Linked DNA regions of Homo sapiens: region 1 is linked to region 2. Evidence: read pairs that join two places in POLR2A ChIA-PET (ENCODE). Cell type or tissue: HepG2. All regions are shown on one strand. Each heading gives the region's core, and the rest is flanking DNA. Links, peaks and the distances in the headings are about the cores only. Region 1 overlaps LRP5 (LDL receptor related protein 5). Region 2 holds the start of C11orf24 (chromosome 11 open reading frame 24).

Region 1 (6,210 bases), core at 2,400-4,899, 56 kb before region 2:
ATCCCTCCCATTCCAGGTGCTGTCTCCATCAAGAATGAGCGAGCTGCTGACATTTGCATGACAATAATGAATAAATACCATATTTTGCTTCAAATCCAGAATAGATGTGGCCAGGGTTGGCATATGACTGTTGGGAAAGGACAGTTTGCCTCTTCCCAAACCAACTTGGATTATAAAAAGCTTTTCTTAACGACCACAAGAGCGGAGGAGCTCAGGGGCAGACAAAAGGAAGGCTGGCTGCAGAAGGCGGGAGAGTGGGGCCTTCAGGGGCGGGTGGGGAGAGAGAAAGCCTGGAGCTGCACCCCCAAGGTCTGTGTACATCAGGTGCTACAGAATAACACCACCTCTTCCAGCTTGGCCCCCACCTGCCCTCTCCCAGCCCAGTCACCCAGACAGCACCCCACTCCCCACACACACCTCACATCTGCCCGCCTCACACTCACCAGCTTCGGCTCTCAATGCAACCTGGAACCTGCCCTTGGCCTCTCAGCTCAGCCACCCCCATTCCTGTTGGCCCCTGGCCCCCCATCGAATTCTCTCTAATCCTAATGCACACACTTGCACACTCAAACACACACACACACACACACACACACACACAGCCCAGAGGAAAACCATAATTGACTGAGGTCCAGGCAAGTTTCCCGAGCAGGGACCACATTTCAAAGGTCAGGGAAGCAGGCGAACAGGAAACATACAGGGGGCACGTTTGGGGGTGGAGCAGGAAATAAGAAATCACTTGCAAAAGATAAAAAGAAAATGAGGTAGCTGGTTTCAGACACCTCGGAGCACACAGAACAGGACAGGCGCCTCCGGGTCTTCCCTCAACAGGGAGATGGGCCAGGCAGGTCCCTGCTGCTCCACCGCAGAGCTGGGGGCTATGGCCCTGACACCAAGGCCCTGGGGCAGGCGGGGAGGCAGCTGTTCTCCTGCCTGTGCTCCCGGGCAGGGCCTGGCCCCACAAGGGAACTGGCCGAAGGCTCTGCTTGGCTACTCCGGAAAGTCCTGGGAGACAAGCAAAGGACTTGCTAGGTCACTCCAAACGGCCCAGATGTGACAACTGTGAAGAAGCCACACCAAAGCAAGGTGACAGAACAGTGTTGGTGACGTCAGGTTATCAGCTTAGGCACAACTCCACTTACCCGGACTCACCCGTAACCTGCCGTCTCTTCCCAACCAGTAAAGGATGCCTAGGTAGAGGGGCACAAGGCCTGGAGCATAATTACCATTTTAAAGGCTCTGAGAAGTCCTGCGGTGAGGAAGCCTAGTTCACTTTCTCTCCCCTAGGATTTCCCAACTGCGCCTGATCACAGAACATTTTTTCATTTCCACTCAGGAAACATATTTTGAAAAACACTGGCCTAGAGGCAGAAGTGAAATGGAAAACACAAAAGTAAAACTGAACAGGAGGCACTGGGCAGAGAACGGTCAGAGGCGCCCTGAATCCTGGACCGGTGGAGATCCCCAGCTTGGCATGCTCCCCTCCCTGGGCCCAGACCGCCTCCCCCCATTTCCTGGATAAGAAGGCTAATGCGCATCAGGGTGAAGGGCTTGCCTGGGCTACACCCCCAGGCTCGCCCCACACCAATCGCGCTCCTGCGAGAGCCAGTGACTTTCTTGATTTGGCTACTGTGGAATTGTTTGCAACTAACCACCCCAGATACAGATACAAATGACAGGATGATCAGATGTAAAGGACCCACAGGTCTCTGTGATACGGCTTCATGCAGCCAGCATGGCTAGTGCCGTGCAGAATGAGAATGACCCCAGGCAAGTCCTTGCCTCCCAGACCCAGAACCCCATGGAGCCCACCAGGGCTGGTTCACAAGCACTGTCTGGGTCGGGCAGAGATTCCAGCAAGAGGAGGGAACATCCATGCACCGGAGCCAGTTACCAGAAGCAAATCGCCTCTTCCAAAACCCAGGCTATTAATGGAGTCCACTGTTGAGTGGAGCTGGGGTCTAGCTATGGAATACTGCACAGCAGAGATCTTCCTGAGAGAAAGCAGTTTTCCCTGAAAGCCATGTGTCCTCCACTAACTGTGTTTTAATTGGGCGAACGTCTGTATCTCATTGCAGTGGCCGCGCATGTGCTGACAAGGGGCTGGGGGCGGGGTGGGGAGCAGAAGCTCAGGGGCCTGGGAGGGAAGGAAACAGGCCACCAGGGCTCCCCAGAAGGCATGTATCTCTCTCACAAACACACGCATGCACACACACGTGCACACATACTCTGCAAGCCCTGAGTTAGCAACTGTGGAATGTGACCAGCTCAGTGATCCCAGGACAAGCTGCTAGGGAATATGACATTTGATTGATGTCTGCAAATGTGCGTTTTCACTAATTAGAAGGTTTAGGGCAGAGCAGAGAAAAATATGTATTTCAGAGTCCCAGTTTGACCTGCCAGAAACCAGCCCATTACTAACATTCTTATTTTCAACAAAATATAGCATTCTGATTACATACCATCTTGGTTCCACGCCTCCTGCCTTGCCAAGCCCCCGGAAGCGGCCCAAGGCCATGGCAAATAGTGAGAGAAACAGTTCCAGGGTGGAGACTGACTCAGGGGTGTCAGTCAGTGGGGCGCTGATGGCCGGTGGGAGGCCAGCAGTCATCACCCTCTCCTTGGGACAGTTGAGTAGCTCTCCCCCAGGGTCATGTGGCCACTCAGGTTCATATGGGAGGCGAGAGGAGTGGCAGAGTCCAGGAGAGTGGCTCCGAAGTCACTGTTCCCTCCAGGCCTCAGTGTCTTCATCCATTAAATGGGCAGGCTGAGGTCTGGGATGACAAGGAGGGCTTGCACTTACTGAAACCCATGGGAGGCTGTTCGCCGATTTCTTTTATTGATGGAAGAAAACACTCGTATAATTCAAGTACCAATTAAAAGGCAGGCACTGGAACCACCGTCTGCCAATTCCTAGTTTTGCCTATACCAAATTTGAGCAAGTTAATTGACCTCTCCCAGCCTCAGTTTCTTCGTCTGTAAAATGAGGGTAGGGATGGCCCCCAGCCCACAGGGCAGCTGGAAGGATTAAAGAAATCAAACATCTCTTAGAGCCCACCTGGCACACTGTGATACACAACAAATGTTAGCTATTTTTGTCTATGAAGTCTAGATTTTATATCTTGGGTGTTCTAAAGCAGGATACATTTATTTAAAAACAAGGATTTTCATTAAACACGTACCCCACAGACAGCAACCCCATGGAGACTGCTCTTAATTCAGGCCAGTATCGAAACGACTCTAACTACAAGCTTTATACAGGTCTCTTGGCTGTCCTTCAAATCCAACTAAGGTGGTACTTCTGAAGCACTGTGCACATGTGTGTGTGCATGCACACGTGTGGGAAGGGCGGGCTCACGGATCCCTCAGGTACCCCACCCACGCAGTCTCAAGTCACAAAGCGACAGAGCAGCCGAGGAAGGTCTGTGCCCCACTGGACCCTCGTGAAGCCACCAACTCTACCTCTGCGCCGTGTCCTGCAGACTGGGCTACCCTTTGGGTGGGGACCAGCATTTGATGCAAGAAAGGCAGACAGAAAAGGAAAAGGGCAAGTTCGACTCCAGATAACACAGACAGTACCAAGCCCCAGGGTCCATAAATGCCACGCAGATGGAAGCATTTACTGCGAGGCCACACAGCAAACGCACGGATCCAGGGACGGAGGTGCAGACTGCGGTGCCCCTGAGCCATGACCCTGCAAATTACCACCATGGGAAAGGAGGCTGCCAAACCCCCCGACAGTCGGCTGGGCTGGCACAGACTCGTGGTTTCCATCGAGGTGGGAGGAGGTGGGACGTCCCAGCCCCTCCCCCATGCCCACTGCAGAGGGAAGCGGCCGTTTCCCCTGTGTGGTTACAAAGGTCTCATTGTTCTTCCTCACAGGGAGGAAACTGGAGGACCGAGCTCAGAACGCATTTTAGAACTGGCAGAAAAGAACATCTGGGGAAGGAAACACATTTCAGAAACAAACATACCTTTGTACCAGCTTTTATTTTCTTTAAGTGTTGAAAAAATAATAATAATAAAGACATGCCAAATTTATCATCGCTCTACAAAATCCCTTTATTGAGCAAAACGTGGCAGCTCTACTTTCAAATGATCTACTGTTCCTGGAAAATTGCAGCAACGTGGATGCCAAGGCCCGAAGGCCGCCATCAGCAGCCAAACAAAAGATGCCACCTCGGGCTCCGCGACACTGTACCATGCCAGGGAACTGGACAGATTTGGGGAATGCCACGGTTTGCCTTTAACCCCTTGCCTCCTGGTCTCCTGATGCATCTCAGAGGCTAACATTCTTTGAGGAACTGGCATTTCTTAGTTGTAAATATGCATGTGGGTTTGGGAGCTGCCTGCAAAGTCCAGTGTTGACGATCAGCTTTGATTTCCTTGGAATCAAGTTTACGTGTCGAGTCTGGAAGTTAAGAAGAATTTGGAGAAGCTGAGCACTATGGTGTTGCAGGCCCTGGGTGAACTCTTCCACCAAGCATTCATTGTGGACTGACAGCGTGCGAGGGGCTCTGCAGGCAGGTGCACAGGACGAAACACATTCCGTCCGGGGGAAACCTGCAGGAAAGCTCCCTCTTCTTCCTAAGGTGCCGGGCCTAGCTTCATGGGTCCCTACCCTCCACGCCTGTCACACTTTCTGAGTCTCATGTGGGAGCTGCTTCTGGTTCCTGACTTCACTCAGTCCTCATAGGAGGTGGAACTACTGTCACCCCATTTTACAGATGGGGAGACTGGGCACAAGGGGACCAAGAAACCAATGCAAAGTCACACTTGTGGGATCAGTGACAGGGGAGATCAATTCCCAGGTTCTTTCTGCAAGAGTTAAATTGTTTTCATGCTGCCTAAGGGGGGGCAACTGAAAGACCACTGCATATCTTTGCCAAAAGGGTCAAGCACAGGAGCCGCAGCCAGTGGGTCAGATCCGCAGAGGCGCTGGGGTGACCCTCCCCATACCTGGAGGGATGCTTGTCCCCTCCTGGCCTTCACTGGGTCCCCTCATGACCGTGGCCTCCCAGGACCTCAGCACAATCCCGGTCCTGTGCTCCAGGACAAGCCCTCCGTCCCCGAGACTGTGAGGAAATGGAACGAAGAGGGGCTCGCTGCAGCCCAGCACCCACACTGCCCCTTCTCAGGGGCAAGAACCGTCCTGGAGGACTTGGCTTTGGAGGGGGAGCCTGGGAGGCCAGTAAGTCAACAAGCCTCTACTGCTCATGGGTGGGATCCCACCGCAGGCCCCCACCTGCTGGGGCGGGCAGGGACGGGCGGCACAGCTTGGCCAGGGCAGATAACCCCCACCTTGGCCAGGGCGAAGGCAGGACACGTGGGCTCCAGCCTGGCCCCACCATCCCTGCACAACACTGGGCAAAGTCCACGTTCTCCTCAACTGGGTGTTGACATCTGCAGGACAGGGGCATGGAGGTACAGAGCGCTGAAGCCACACAGCAACCTAGGAGCGAGACTCCATGCCTCCCCGGGGACCCCTCCCCACCATGAGGACCATGAAGGCTTCCCATATGCCGCAAGGACTCTGGTGTGGAGACACACGTCTCCTACACAGCCAGGCCTAACGCTCTTGTAACTGGGTGGTCCCACCTGGGCTCACAGCTGGAGGGCCAGGAGCTCAAGGCTTCGCAGGGTCTGCTCTCATCCCAGAGGCGATGGGGAGCCACAGCAGGCTGCAGGAGAGAGGGTGGGCCCCCTCCACTTCAGAGGCCCCATCTGGCCCACAGACTGGAGAGCACATCTCTCAGCAACCACGGAGCGCCAACTGCGCACAGGGCCTGGTCGTCAGAGCGGGGCAAAGGCACTGACCGTCACGGCCAGGGCGAGGGAAGACGGGTGGGCAGGGACCTTGGGCAGAGGGGGAAGAACCTGGTGCCCAGGCTGGCCCTGCCTTCAGCAGTGAAGCTGAGTGGGGAGGCGCTGATGCAGGGGGCCAGAAAGGGCTGCTGGTCAGCCGGGAGGAGCCCCCCACAGAGGAAGCAGCCAGCCCAGACGCAGATGGCAGGGTCCCCTCAACAATGTCCTCTGAAAAGGAGAGGCGGGGACTGCTCTGGTGACACCTACAAATAGATAGTCAGCCCTCAGCCCCCTGCCATACTTCTGACAAAGCAGAGGCCCCCAGGGGAGGCGCACCCGAAGGTACCTGCACCTGTCCCCCAGACTCCTAGAGCCCACCTGACCCCATCCCACCAGGGCTCCAGC
Region 2 (6,210 bases), core at 2,416-4,915:
ACTTATTACCAGGTGAAAATTACATACTCAAGAAAGAGGAATGCAGGCCTACTCAAGAGAAAGTCGAGCAATGGTTCGGGGTTTCTACCTTTATGGGTTTCTTCAACCAAGAGGTGGAATATTCATGAAAATTCCTGGGAAAAGGTAGAGATTTCTTGGAGCGGTGGTGTCACCCATTTATGCGCCAAATCTGAGTGTTCCTGAAATTGTCATGGTACTGGTGGTTGTGTGTTTAGTATGTTAATGAGCACATAATGAGGTCCTAGGGGAAGCCTGGGTCAAGCCCAGCACCATGTTGGGTCCAGTTGGTCTTAGCCAGCTTGGTTCATACCTTGGCTTTTCAGGGTCTTAGAAGACGATAGTCTCTAGTTATGTAAAACTGCTGCCTGGAATTTAATTCTCCTGTGACCACCCTATATTATTCCCATCTCATTTTCAATGTTAATTAATGAGTCAATAATAGACATTAAATAAGGCTTCTTTTTGTTTGTTTCTGTTTTGTTTTGTTTGAGATGAAGTCTCGCTCTGTTGCCCAGGCTGGAGTACAATGGCGTGATCTTGGCTCACCGTAGCCTCCACCTCCCGGGTTCAAGTGATTCTCCTGCCTCAGCCTCCCCAGTAGCTGGGACTATAGGCATGGGCCACCACACTTGGCTAATTTTTGTGATTTTAGTGGAGATAGGGTTCCACCATGTTGGCCAGGCTGGTCTTGAACTCCTGACCTCAGGTGATCCATCTGCCTCGGCCTCCCGAAGTGCTGGGATTATAGGCATGAGCCACTGTGTCTGGCCTAAATAAAGCATCTTTAATAGAAACACACACACAAAAACAAAGTTATGTATATTGATCTGTTGATAAAAATGTTGTGATCAGAGGTTCACAGGAACCTAACCCTGTATCTTCCCTAGGAGCTGTGGTTTCCAAGGAGCAGTATTTGCTAAGTCCGTGTACTGGGTGACTTTATTCAACATAACTACTGCAAATACCAGAATTGACTATGATGAAACGGAGGCACAGAGCCTAAGCCTCTTGTTTGTTGTCATTTAGCAAAAAAATGAAGGATCTGAAGCCAGGCAGTGCCATTCCAGAGCCCTAACTTTCAAATGTCATATCTACAAGGTCTTACATTCAAATAACATTGTAAATTCAACAACAAAGAGACCAAGCTCCAAGTTTATTCAGCTATTTCTGCACAGAAGGCACCTGAAATGATCTGTGCCTGGAAACAAAAGGTAGAGGATGTAAGTGTATCATTCTCTATTTTATCCACAGCCCTCAGAAGCAGCTGGTCTGCCTGGCTTTACTCTCCATAACACTCCACAGAACAGTTTTGCAGTTCCCAGAGCTGTGCCTTCAATGGACACTAGGTTTCAGGTGACCAAAGATGCTATCAGAGAATATGACTTTCTCATAGGAGAGAATGAGTTTCCCGGTATGTTGGACCATCTCAGCCAGATATTTCTGTGTCAGAAACCCATCAGTAACACTCTAGACTGGAGATCAGCAAATAGATTCTGTAAAGGGCCAGAGAGTAAATATTTTAGGACTTGTGAGCCATATAGTCTCTACAACTAGTCGACTGTGCCCTTTTATCATCAGATAATACCTAATGAAGAGGCATGACTCTGTTCCAATAGAAATTTAAGAAAGCAGATGGGCTGGGCGCGGTGGCTCACGCCTGTAATCCCAACACTTTGGGAGTCCAAGGCGGGCGGATCACTAGGTCAGGAGATCAAGACCATCCTGGCTAACATGGTGAAACCCCGTCTCTACTAAAAATACAAAAAATTAGCTGGGCGTGGTGGCGGGCGCCTGTAGTCCCAGCTACTCGGGAGGCTGAGGCAGAAGAACGGCGTGAACCCGTGAGGCGGGGCTTACAGTGAGCCGAGATGGCGCCACTGCACTCCAGCCTGGGCGACAGAGCAAGACTCCGTGTCTAAAAAAAAAAAAAAAAAGCAAGCAGATGGAGGTCTAGCTGCCCAGCTGCTCTAGAGGAGAGGCTGTGTCTTATGTTTGTAATTTCAGCCCCAGCAGTAAAAATTGTCCCTATGTTGCCAAAGAGGAAATGAAAACAGAGTCACAGTCATTGATTTTTTTTTTTTTTTTTTTTTTTTTTTTTAGAAGGAGTCTCGCTCTGTCGCCCAGGCTGGAGTGCAGTGGTGAGATCTCGGCTCACTGAAGCCTCCCCCTCCCAAGTTCAAGCAATTTTCCTGTCTCAGACTCCCGAGTAGCTGGGAATACAGGCACACGCCACCACGCCTGGCTAATTTTTATATTTTTAGTAGAGACGGGTTTCACCATATCGGTCAGGCTGGTCTCAAACTCCTGACCTCAGGTGATCCGCCCGCCTTGGCCTCCCAAAATGTTGGGATTACAGGCGTGAGCCACCGCGCCCAGCCCAGTCATTGATTTTTGAAAAGGGCAGGCAAAGAACTAAAATCTGCCTGCCGATTGTATATTTTCACTTCTGGAGTGAGCCTCAATACTGTACTTCATGTTAGATCCGAACTAGTTGGAAAAATTAAAGCAAATACATAGTGAAAGGATCTGATCTTCACATGATCCAACCGGCGTTGGGTCTCAGCAAACCCAACTTTGCAGGTTAAATTCCACACATGAACTGTGGTTGAACTGGGGATGGTGGTGGTGACATCAAATCGCATTTCAGGTGCTCCCAGAGCTCGGAGTGGATGGTAGATCCTGTCTTTGCCCAATCTCAGCTTTCTGTGTCTCTTAGCTTCCTAGCCGAAGACCCCAAGGCAGGTTATAAAACTGGAAATAAAGTCTTGGTTTGCTCCTGTGAAATCATCCTTCGCAGACAGGTTTTGGTTTGGACCGGGGGATGCCTGAGGGTCTTATACAGACTGGGATTCAGTCACAGAACTACTAACTTGCAAAGCCTATTTCTTTCTTTCTTTTTTTTTTTTGGAGACAGAGTCTCGCTCTGTCGCCCAGGCTGGAGTGCAGTGGCACGATCTCTGCTCACTTCAACCTCCACCTCCCAGGTTCAAGCAATTCTCCTGCCTCAGCCTCCCGAGTAGCTGGGACTACAGGCGCACGCCACCACGCCCGGCTAATTTTTTGTATTTTAGTAGACACAGGGTTTCACCATGTTGCCCAGGCTGGTCTCGAACTCCTGAGCTCAGATAATCCGCCCGTCTCGGCCTCCCAAAGTGCTAGGATTACAGGCAAGAGCCACCGCGCCTGGCCTGCAAAGCCTATTTCTAACCAAAGTCAAGTCCCACACACTTGCCTCTAAATTGCGTTTTGCTCCTTTGTTATCCCAGGTTTTACAATTACAGAGCACTTGATGAGCCTGTTTCCACGTCTGTAAAATGAGGCGAAGTTCTTCACTGTGCTATTGCAGAATTAAGCCACTGGCTCTATAGGCAAAGTGCTTAGCACGGGCGTGGCACGCTGCGGGTGCACAGAAACGCTCGCTGCCACCCCACCCTTAACTACCGGGCACCCCAGCGCCCCGCCAGGGGCTGAAGAAACGTGGGAGGAAGCGGAGGAACGCGAAGGGCGTGTGCCCGCGAAAGGTCTCACGAGGCGTTTCGAGGTCGCCTCTTCAGGCTCGGCTGCCGACAAGGTGCCTCTGAGCTCACCCAGCCCAACCCGCGCACCCCGGGACCCCAAGACGGCAGCGGGCACAGCTGGGCAGCAGAGACCCGGGAACACCCACTTCCGCCACAGACCTGCTCAAAATAGCTCCTTCTGGCAGCGCGCAAGAAGTGGCCCGAGCCGGCCCCGGGGAGGCGGGGCCTGAGAGCAGACAACCCCCCCACTTCCGGCTCGCCTCCGTTCGCCACAGGCCCCGCCGCAGCCGCTCTTCGCCCCGGCCAGCAGGCCCGCCCCGCCCTCCGTGACGTCATTTCCGGCGTTTGGGCGGGGCCCGGGCAGGGCGCGCTGCCCGGAGCTGCCTGGGTTGCGCTGCCGGCCACGTCCCCGCGCCGGGCCTCAGGCTCCTTCCTACTGTCCGAGGGCCACCAGGCCGCCGGGGGCCTGCTGCGCCCGGGTAAGGGGCTCGCACTGCCGTCCGGGTAGCTGCTGTCAGGGCTCCCTGACTGGCTTGGGACTGAGAGACAGAGGTTGGGGGGCAGGAGGAGGGTTGGATGGGGGCACGAGGGGCAGTGGGAGAGTGAGTGGGGCTGAGAGAGGCAGGAGGAACGGGACAGGAGGAGCGGCGGATGGGGCACGCACAGAGTGCAAGACGCTGAGCAATGCAGGTACTGAAGAAGTCAACTGGGGGCCGAGCATGGCTGGGGGCCCAAGAGACAGGAGGAGGGAGGAGGGCCGAAGGGGGCCCAGACTGGAGAAGAGGCCGGCTTGTCCCATTGTGGGAGCAGAATGGGGACACTCTGGAAGGGGGCCGAATTTGTCCTGGGGTCTTTCCCGGGCAAGCCCAGGACGGGACTGGACCCCAAGAAGTGTCGCTCTTACTTGAGTGACACAGACCTATCCCCCAGACCCTCTCTCTACCTGGGTGGAGGTTGTGCATTGCCCCAGATTCCCTCCCCTGCCCATCTGTCTCCCTGCCTGCTTCCCCCGTGCGAGTCACTTAGTAGCCCCCGTGTGGCTGCTTAGCATGTTGACTTAATCGTTAGGCTGATAGGAGGAATCGGCCTCCACACGCATGGTTTGCCACCAGAAATAATCATCGTGCTTAGAAATCTGACTGTAATAACTTGCAGCTATCCCTCGCCCCAGGAAAATCTCTAACATTTCGATAAAATCAGCTAGGAAAATCTTTAAAATACAGATGTTTCCATTTATACAGTGGATCTGCCTAATGGACAAAGGAATGTCAGAGCTACCCACGTTCTTAGCAAAAACTAGGCCCTAGTATTTAGCTGTGTTACCAAAACTTCCAGAAACCTGGAAGCAAGCAAGGTAGTTAATGTAATATAATAAATGTCCAATGTTCTAGGTTCCCGTCTGCCACAGAGTCACATCCTTTGGACTACAGGACAATGTCTATATACACAAAGCCATAAGTCTGTGTTCCTTGGGCTTCTGCTACCAAAGTTCAGCCAGGTGACGTGTCAGGATTAGGTACCTGCAGTTTGCCCTGTATTTGTGTTTGCAGTTCCTACTCCTTGGTATCTGTAGCTTGCCTAACTTGGTGTGGGGGCCTGGCCATGTTGCGGCTGAGTGAGTCTTAATAGCCTGATAGAATGTGGGGGTAACAGCTGTAGTCCTTTACCAAGCTTCAGGATTGGTCTTTGGAACCTCTCTATGCCAGAAAAAAAGAATTAAGTTATTTCTTTCCCTTTTTTTTTTTTTTTAAGAGATGGGGTCTCACTATGTTGCCCAGGCTGAACTCAAACTTCTGGGCTTGTAATCCTCCCACCTCAGCCTCCTGAGTGTCTGGGATTACAGGCATGCAGCACCACGCCTGGAGTCCAGTTTTGTGTAACTTGCATAAAGTGCGCCACATATAACAAGCCAAGGTTCGGAACACAAGAATTCAGACAAGATGCCTTGGGAGGCATCTCGAGGTCATGAACCAGAAAAGGATAGGGAGGTTGACACCCAGGGGCATAGTTGGGGGTGCCTTTGTCATGGAGTGTCACATGGCTCAAGGGAGTATCCTGTTGCACCTTCCTTGCAGATCCTATGGGGAGCTGACCCCTGAAGAAGGGAGCTCCCAGTGCCAGCCTAACCTTCCGTCTTTCCATCTGCCCTGGTCTCCAACTTAATACAAACTTAATTCTCTCTCGCTCATTCCCCTCCTGCCCCTGGGGTCTCTTTTTTCCCATCTATTATGGTCTGAGACCCTGATCTACCCAGTCTCCCTGTACCACATAATAATGAGAATAACTGGTGGGGTCCCGAGACCCACATCCTAATTTTGGCTTGAAGCCTTTGCAGGGGAAACTGTTATTTTAAATGTTGTTAATGGTTTGTCCATCATGAGTCAACTTACATAGATGACCACAGGTTCCCGCATGGGATCTTGACATTTAGAATATTCTGTTGGAAAGTGGAGGCAGGACCATAGCAGAGGGATGAAGTCATAGGACAATGAAGGCCTGTTCTCGACTACACAGTGGCCAATTCCTGTTTCTGTGGGAGTGACCACCAGCCCCACCGGCTGGGAGGGAGTAAGTGGTGATGGTATCCAGCAGAAGTTTCCTGAGAAACCCGTGGAGTGTCCTGATATAGCCTTGTGGACCTGCTCCGTGTGTGTGCCCTCACCTTTGTGTG

The links. Peaks named below come from ENCODE experiments on the same cell type or tissue, not always from the same donor. Only the 100,000 strongest peaks of a DNase experiment are listed, where the experiment ranks them.
Region 1: POLR2A ChIA-PET joins it to region 2 with 20 read pairs; 18 of 35 experiments call an interaction of 5 or more read pairs at or near these places.

The regions. Positions count from the first base shown.
Region 1 is chr11:68,326,135-68,332,344 of GRCh38, reverse strand. The region is part of intron 1 of LRP5 (LDL receptor related protein 5); the gene reads right to left. It overlaps LOC124900302 (a long non-coding RNA gene), which reads right to left. Exons shown (of 2, transcript XR_007062749.1): 2 at 4,038-5,786. It overlaps LOC124902698 (a long non-coding RNA gene), which reads left to right. Exons shown (of 3, transcript XR_007062748.1): 3 at 3,883-3,989. Among named protein-coding and RNA genes, the nearest start is that of LRP5, 17 kb to the right of the region's middle. RefSeq lists enhancers at 3,670-3,964, 3,413-3,990. In HepG2, for the core only: no CTCF peak of the experiment used is centred there; a DNase peak (open chromatin) is centred at 3,854.
Region 2 is chr11:68,269,665-68,275,874 of GRCh38, reverse strand. It overlaps C11orf24 (chromosome 11 open reading frame 24), which reads left to right and starts at 3,902. Exons shown (of 4, transcript NM_022338.4): 1 at 3,902-4,018. It overlaps LOC105369363 (a long non-coding RNA gene), which reads right to left and starts at 3,773. Exons shown (of 3, transcript XR_950248.3): 1 at 3,699-3,773. RefSeq lists silencers at 1,766-1,825, 3,705-4,104 and an enhancer at 2,939-3,793. In HepG2, for the core only: a CTCF peak has its summit at 4,570; DNase peaks (open chromatin) are centred at 3,804 and 4,564; H3K4me3 peaks cover 2,221 bases.